Regions from separate parts of the Homo sapiens genome. Here regions 2 and 3 are each linked to region 1. The links are chromatin loops, found by intact Hi-C in ENCODE. Cell type or tissue: ovary. All regions are shown on one strand. Region 1 holds the start of CACNA1C (calcium voltage-gated channel subunit alpha1 C). Region 2 overlaps CACNA1C (calcium voltage-gated channel subunit alpha1 C). Region 3 overlaps CACNA1C (calcium voltage-gated channel subunit alpha1 C).

Region 1 (2,500 bases):
GTAGTCTGGAATTCAGGAGAGAGGTCTGGGCTGGAGATAGACATTTGATATAGACAGCTGCTGAAAGCCACGGGAATGGTTAGGGTCACCCAGGGAATGAGGGTGGATGTGGAGGCGAGGAGGTCTTATGTGGAGGCAGGTAGAGGTTTTCCCCAAGAGGGAGTTGTAGGCCCCCCTGAAAGGGATCACGAAGCCCCACTGGAGGGGAGCCCGGTCCTGCAGGGGGTGCCGTGGAACTTGCTGTGGTTGCAGGGAGTGATGGAGGGAAGTGTTTGCTTCTCCGGGAAGGAGAGGTGCTGGATAGATTCCTGCCGGAGTTGCAGAAATAATTAAGAGAAGTAGGTAAGGATATCCTAGTAGAACACGTGCTCGGCTGCCTCCAAGGAATTATTAAACCTGGGTCTAGGAATCTGTTCAGACATCTGGGCACCGCTGCCTCGCCTACCAGGCTCCGCCTCGCTGCCCCTCCCGCTTCCCCTCCCCTCCTCTATCTGTCACTTCTACAACCGCTCTGATTATAATTGATCAAACAGAATCACGGAATCACGGCTCATCTTGCCGTTTTGTTCAGTGGCCCGATCCGAAACGAGACTCTGGTAGTCGGGCAAATTGTATTCCTCCTCCTTGGAATTCCGCTCACAGAGGCCTTCCCGGCGTGGCCGGCCCAGCAGGGACGCGCCGCCGCAGCGGAGGAGAGAACGCGGGCGGGGGGCTGCAGGCCGGCGCGGGGGGCGCGACGCCGCCGGCGGGGCGCGAGGGGGTGTGTCCGCGCCGCGGCCACCGCGGCCACCGCGGCTGGCGCCCGGGTGCGCCGCGCGCCCCGGCCTCCCCGGGGGCTCCTCACGCCGCCCCTCGCCCGCCGGCGGCCGGGGCCCGCTCCCTTTGACGTCATGCGGGCGGAGGGCTCGCTCGGGCGGCGCTGCCGCGGGCGCCGGGAGGGGGCCCGACTTCGGGCTCCAGTCCGCCGCCGTGCGCCCCGCGCCGTGCGCCCGGCTCCCTGCGCGCCGCCGCAGCCACATCTGGAAGCGTTCAGCGCGTCTGCCTCCGGCGCGCCGGGCGGGCGGGCGGGCGGCGCGGGCAGGGGCGGGCGCGGGCGCGGCGGGGCTGGGCCGGGGGGAGTGAGCGCGGCGCTCTCGCGCGCCCGGTGTCTCCCTCTCGCTGCCTCTGCAGAAACAGCTCCTGCCAGAGCGGCGCTCGGCGCGGCGCGGCGGGCCCGGAGCGGCGGCGGCGGCTCTTCCTGCCTCCGCGCCCAGGAGTTGCCGGCTCCCTTTGACAGCAGAGAGCCGGGCAGGGGCCTCAGGAGGACTCGCTGGGAGTGGGCAGAGGCGCCTCGGCCCCTGCCGGCCCAGGCGGGCCCCGCGCGCCCCCCGCCCCTCCTCTCCGCCTCTTCTCGCCCTGCCTCTCCCGATTTATTTTTTCAAATGGTGTAGCCGCCGGAGGTGCGGTGCTCAGTTCTTGGAAGGGGCCCGGATGTACTGAGGATGCGTTACAGTTTCACTCGAGGAGGCAGTAGTGGAAAGGAGCAGTTTTTGGGGTTTGATGCCATAATGGGAATCAGGTAATCGTCGGCGGGGAAGAAGAAACGCTGCAGACCACGGCTTCCTCGAATCTTGCGCGAAAGCCGCCGGCCTCGGAGGAGGGATTAATCCAGACCCGCCGGGGGGTGTTTTCACATTTCTTCCTCTTCGTGGCTGCTCCTCCTATTAAAACCATTTTTGGTCCATGGTCAATGAGAATACGAGGATGTACATTCCAGAGGAAAACCACCAAGGTAAGGCTGGACCCCGCCGCCTCGCCGGGGCTCCCTGCCTTTTCCACCGGGTTCCTGCCCTACCCGCGCTCCCCGCGGCCCCGGGGCCGGTCCCTGCGGAGTGGCCCGGGGCCGCGTCCGCGAGGGGCGCCTCCGCCTCGTCGGAGCGCCCGGGAGCCCGGCGGGACCGGGGCCCGAACCGCCGCGCGAGACGGAGCGGAAAATTCCCGCCCCTCCCCCTCCGGGCCCCAGCTTCTCCAGAGCATGTGTTTCCTGTGAAATTCCAGGCGAGGGGGGAAAAGTTCCCCAAGTGGCTGCCGCCGCCTCGCTTTCTCGCGTCCGCCTGGAGAGCCCGGCTGCCTGGCCAGCCGCGCGGGGGGCAGAGGGCGCCGGCGCCGCGGAGCCCAGAGGCCCGGGGTCCCTCGCCCGGCTCGGGGCGCGGCTGGGAGCGCGCGCGCGCGCACCCTGCGCCGGCAGAGCCCGGCGCCCACGGCCGCCCCTGGGGCGCCCTCGCGCTGCCCGGCGTCCACTCTCGTCCAGGCGCCCCTGCCCTGGGCGGCGCGCTCCAGGTGGCGGGTGGGGGCGGCGGTGCAGATGTGAAGCCCAGCGCGCCCCTCTGGTTCCCCCTCTGTAGGTCCCCTTCTTCCTCTCTCCCTCCCTCCTCCGCCGCTCACCTACACCCACCCACCTCTCCACTGCTGTTGACCCCGAGCGCGCCCACGCCGCGTGTGTTCTCATTCGCACCCACAT
Region 2 (2,500 bases), 110 kb after region 1:
ATCTGTAGGAATGGGGATAAAAATGCAGGTTTGCTATGAGTGTTAGGGGTTCAGGGTTTAGTTTTGGGCCTAACTGCTCCTGTCTACCTGTCTACCCTTCCAGGGCCTCTCAGGACACACCTTACTCCCAAAGCACAATATCCAAATGGCAAAGAGGTTGTCCCTTTCTTAATGAGCTCCACAAGCACCTGACCACCACCCCCTCCCATTCGAGGCCTCCCTGTCCCCTCCCGCTGAACCTAAACCGCTCTGAGGAGCAGCTCTCCAGCCATCAGTCCTGCTTGGATGAGGATGCTGATTTTGTGTCTAGGGAAACAAGTCTGCCCCGTTTGCCTTCCACATGGAGGCTGAGGGTACAAGAGAAAGTTGGGGGAAATAGCAAGCAAAGTTCAGAGGGCAGTGGTCCATTTTTTCTTATCAGCCACAAAACAAAAAATAAATAAAAGAAGGAGGAGGCCGTGTCTTTGAGGCACAGTAAGCCTGCCCACTGAATGTCCCTGAGAGTAACTAGTTATAATAGCTACTCCTTCTACAGGGAGACCTAGAGACGGGGCAGAGAGAGGAAAGGACGTGCCCCCGTGAATAGCAGAGGGGTGAACAGTAGGCCTGGGGGAGAAATTGCCTTCCTGACAAGAAGAGTTGGAGATGATGAATACAAAACCCCTGGGACACTGCCTGGCCCATAGTGATGTTACCATCAGTAGTGGCTTTGCCGTTTCCAGATTGACATCCATGCCCTAAACAGAGAACTTTGCTGAGATGAAATTTCCTTGTTGGTATACTTTTGTGAACCACTCCATTGAGAACCAGCACAAAGCCATTGCCTTCTTGAACGTCTTCATTAAAACTAGAATAATCTCTGCCCCTCATTTGCCCATGCACATGGAAAACCCACGGATATGCCTTCCCTGATGGAAAATATGACCACTGACTGGAGTTCGAGACCAGCCTGACCAATATGGAGAAACCCCATCTCTACTAAAAATACAAAATTAGCCAGGCGTGGTGGTGCATGCTTGTAATTCCAGCTACTTGGGAGGCTGAGGCAGGAGAATCACTTGAACCCAGGAGGCAGGGGCTACCGTGAGCCGAGCCGAGATCACGCCATTGCACTCTAGTCTGGGCAACAAGAGTGAAATTCCATCTCAAAAAAAAAAAAAAAAAAGTGACCACTGAAATGTGTATAATGCTTTAAAATTGACAGTGCATTTTCTCATCCATCATTTGAGCCTCACAACAGCCTTGTGACGTAGGCAGTATTCGTATTCTCACTTCAAAGATAAGGAAGCGGATGCTGGAATGGCTTGGGCACCAGGCCAGGTTCATACAGTAAGTAAATGGCCAAGGCAGGGTGTAATCTTTGGACTCCACACCCAGCGCTCCTTTTTTTTTTCTGTCATCTGTGATGCTTCTTCCACCCTGCTATTGATAGCCTAGGAACAAGATGTGTGACTTTTCTTACCACCCCCTGGTGGGTACATCCTGGGTACACTTTTCTGTTTTCTAGTGGGGGTAAGGAAAATGGCTTTCAGTGGTGAAGGTTCACAGAAAGAATGGGATCCAGAAGCGTCTTCCAGCATGGTCCAGGTGCCAGAAGACTTTGGCAGGCGAGTTGACCATGGCTGAGTCAGGCCCTCCTCCCCCGCTCCCTGGATTTTGGATCGATTTTGCAGCGGCTCTGGCGGCTGCATGTGTTTCCCTTGGCCTCTGAGGCATTCCAGTGATGATGATGGCTCGGCGGGGTCACGGCCCTGTACAAAGCAAGGGCTATTTGTGGCTGATCTAAAACATAACTGGAGCCACCTGCATCCGAGGCTGGCTTCTCGGGCTCTGGGTCCCATAACCCAGCTGGAGTAAAAAGTTCACGTTCCCGTGTGGAGTAGATACCAAAAGTGACGTCTCTTTCTTTCTTTAGGTTTGGCTGCGTAATTGGAAAACCAAGCTGCCCGCCACCTTGCCGTGGCTTCTTCTATCCCTAGGGCCTGGAGTGGGCTTCCTCCCTCCCCTCCTCTATCTAAACCCTCCTTGCTGCAAGACCCTGCTCCTTTCACGGAGTCTCCATTCCCAGAATGTATGTGACCTCATTGTTTGTCATCCATGTTGGGGCTTTTAAGAATATCCCCTTGCACCATTTTATGACTGCTTCATGGACAATAATCCTGACTGTGTTCTTTGGGGCCAGACACTGGGTCTGCTTTCCTTCCTCTCTCACAGTGCCTGGCTGTGCTGGGTACACATGAAGGCTGACGGTTCACTGAATGAGGCATTGTGGAGGGCGTAGAAAACATGGAGACCTGGGAACCCAGAGACCAGGTTTTGTTGCCAGGGCAAATCCCTTTGCCTCTCTGGGTTGCTCAGTCCATATCTGTAAAATGAGAGTTGAACTGGATGATCTTTAAGGTCCATTTCAAATTCAAAGTTCTGGAACTAATTGTAGACTAAGCCGAAGAGATGCTCATTGCCTTTACCTGTCTCTCTCTGCTCCCCATATTGCAGCCTG
Region 3 (2,500 bases), 130 kb after region 1:
ATGGCTGTGGCAGGCATCCTGCCAGGTGGAGCTGGGAGTTCAGCACAGAAGTAAGTCGGGGAGGAGGTATGCATTGCCACAGACTTAGGAAGTGTTCCCTGGACCTGCTGATGATAGGTTGGTCTTAGCCATGTTCCTGAACAAGTAAGTTGTCTAATGAAAGGAAAACATACCAACCTGTTAGTGGAGTTAGCACCCTAGACCCATAGACTCTAAGGTTGGAAGGACTTTTGAAGTCATCTAGCCCCTTGCCCCACTCGATGCGTGATTAATACGCACCACAGAAACTCCGGGCTCTGAATACTGAACATTGACCCAGACCCCTATTGCGTTAGAAAATATTATTGCAATTAGTGGAATGCTGCTAGAATATTGGCTCCAGACCTGAGTCTCAAAGTTGGAAGAGATTTAGAAAGAAGGATGTCCAGAGGAAGGAACAGACATGAGTGAAGTTGGAAAATGGAGACTGGCAAAGAGTAGCTCGAAAAAGAACAAAGTTTCCTAATAATGACCACAAATGAGTATTTGGCTGTTCAATGGATATATGCTTGCTCCACGCTCATTGGATGCTAGCCTGCTCTCAGGAAGAGCTCTTGCCTTCCTGCCTCCAAACCACTGTACACACCGTTGCTAGATTGATCTCCCAAGAATCAGCTTCTACCATGCTCTTTCTCTGCTTCAAATGAAATTTTGATCATTTCTCTTCATCTGACAGGTGAAAATCAAAATTTTCTGAGCTTGGTCCTCAAGGCCCTTCCTTCTCCACTCATCCTTTGGCCAGGCAGGCCCTCCAACTGCCTCCTGAGCAGCCTCACTCAGGTCTTTGCTCATACTTGCTAGAATGGAGAGCACGTCTTCTCGTTCCCTGTAACCCCAACAGTGTCTGTTGTAAGGTTGAGCACACGGTAGATGGATGGATGAAGCCTTCATTCTGAGTAAACACGCATGCAAGTATAAACACATACCTACACACAGAAACACCACACACTCTTAAGTGTAGATGAAGAGAAAGAACCCTTTCTTTCTTCCCTGGTGTCTGGCAAAGGCCAAAGGGGTGGTGGGGAAAGCATTAGGATACAGAGGCTCTGGTTCTTGTTCCTCCCTGGAACTGGCTTCTGCTAGGAAGCCCAGCAGGGCCTGAGTGCTGGCAAGCCTGGCATGGAGCCCTCCTGCTTTGGAGGAAGCGAAATGTCCCAGCAGGATGAGTCAGTGGGAGAATGGAACCAGAAAGTGAGTCATTTTGGGAGCAGAGGCTAAAGGATCTTCTCTGCTCAAAGATATTTTAGGTCTTGGTAGGTTTTCCCCACTTCTCTTGTTTAGATATAAGTTTGGGGCATGTGACTACAGTGGCTCAGTTCCCAGATGTAATGCTGAGAGACTGTCCAGTGCGCTGCGTTCTAGAACATTTTTGCTGATAGGGAGGCCGTAAAGTGAGGGGCTGGTTTTGGAGCCAGGCAGATTGGGTTCTAATCACAGCGTGTCCCAGAATCAGCTGGGGACCTAGAGTGAGTTGTTTAATCTCTTAAAGTATAGTTTTTATCATTTTCAAAATGAGGGTTGTTGGAAATGTCAAATGGTTGTTCAGCAAGTGTTTGTTGAGTCCCTAGTGTGTGTCTGGCACAGAGCTGAGTGCAGAGTATGGGGTGCTGAATACTGCAGCCACGCATCCTGCCCTCTGGGGACGGGTGCAGCTTGGGATTGTGTTATATTTGTAGCAGTTCTGATGACAACAAGAATAAAATAAAACACCTGGATTTGTTTCATGAACATAACCCTCAAATCTGCACTCCCCTATTACGTGTTTGGGCAACTGAGTTTTGGAACCTACATATCAGACTCAAATGTTTTCTTCTGGGGGGTTACAGTCTGGGGAAGACCCCTGTGTAAAGCATGTAGCATAGTGCCTGTGGACAGGAGAGCCCAGTCCGTGACGGCGGTAACAATGATCATTACTACCTCTGTTATTTCCTGTAGCCAACTGACATCTTTGCACCTCTGTTTCCTCATCCAGAAAATGTTCAGCTGAATTGCAGTCCTTTCACAGAGGCAGTTCCTGAGTCTCTAGTCTTGGGGCTCATGCTTGAAGTTATTTAGAGAATCTCTAAGATACAAGTGGAGAGACAGCTGGAAGGGGCAGCACCCAGGCCTTCAGTGTGGGGACAGAGTTAAGATCAACATGATCACAGCAGACTGACACGGCGAGCTGAAACAAACAGGAAAACATTTGAGCCTGATGTTAGGTTCCAAAACTCAGTTGCTGAAAGGCGTAATAGGGGAGCGCAGATTTGAGGGTCATGCCCATGAAAACAAATCCAGGTGTTTTATTTTATTCTTGTTGCCATCAGAACTGCTACAAATATGACACAATTCCATGCTGCACCCACAGAATAGTGAGTAGTGTGTAGGCCAGGGCAAGAAAAAGAAGAGCAATAATATTCTAGTTATTGTAGGCCAGGGGACCCACATCCACGATATCGTTTTTTTACAGCTCATTACTGAA

The links. Hi-C counts contacts between places; a loop is a spot of excess contacts. Peaks named below come from ENCODE experiments on the same cell type or tissue, not always from the same donor. Only the 100,000 strongest peaks of a DNase experiment are listed, where the experiment ranks them.
Region 2: a loop joins it to region 1, with 2.2 times the contacts of the local background. A loop is called at or near these places in 24 of 110 quality-filtered maps.
Region 3: a loop joins it to region 1, with 2.1 times the contacts of the local background. A loop is called at or near these places in 8 of 110 quality-filtered maps.

Annotation. Positions count from the first base shown.
Region 1 is chr12:2,051,841-2,054,340 of GRCh38, forward strand. CACNA1C (calcium voltage-gated channel subunit alpha1 C) reads left to right here and starts at 1,147. Exons shown (of 47, transcript NM_000719.7): 1 at 1,147-1,771. The coding sequence starts at 1,723. In ovary, a CTCF peak has its summit at 1,262; a DNase peak (open chromatin) is centred at 1,159; H3K4me3 peaks cover 2,367 bases; H3K27ac peaks cover 685 bases.
Region 2 is chr12:2,162,057-2,164,556 of GRCh38, forward strand. The region is part of intron 3 of CACNA1C (calcium voltage-gated channel subunit alpha1 C); the gene reads left to right. It overlaps LOC107984131 (a long non-coding RNA gene), which reads left to right. Exons shown (of 2, transcript XR_001749435.2): 2 at 1-2,500. Among named protein-coding and RNA genes, the nearest start is that of CACNA1C-AS4, 60 kb to the right of the region's middle. In ovary, a CTCF peak has its summit at 1,463 (motif pointing left); DNase peaks (open chromatin) are centred at 1,295 and 1,705; H3K27ac peaks cover 2,370 bases.
Region 3 is chr12:2,179,238-2,181,737 of GRCh38, forward strand. The region is part of intron 3 of CACNA1C (calcium voltage-gated channel subunit alpha1 C); the gene reads left to right. Among named protein-coding and RNA genes, the nearest start is that of CACNA1C-AS4, 43 kb to the right of the region's middle. In ovary, no CTCF peak of the experiment used is centred here; a DNase peak (open chromatin) is centred at 1,170; H3K27ac peaks cover 1,226 bases.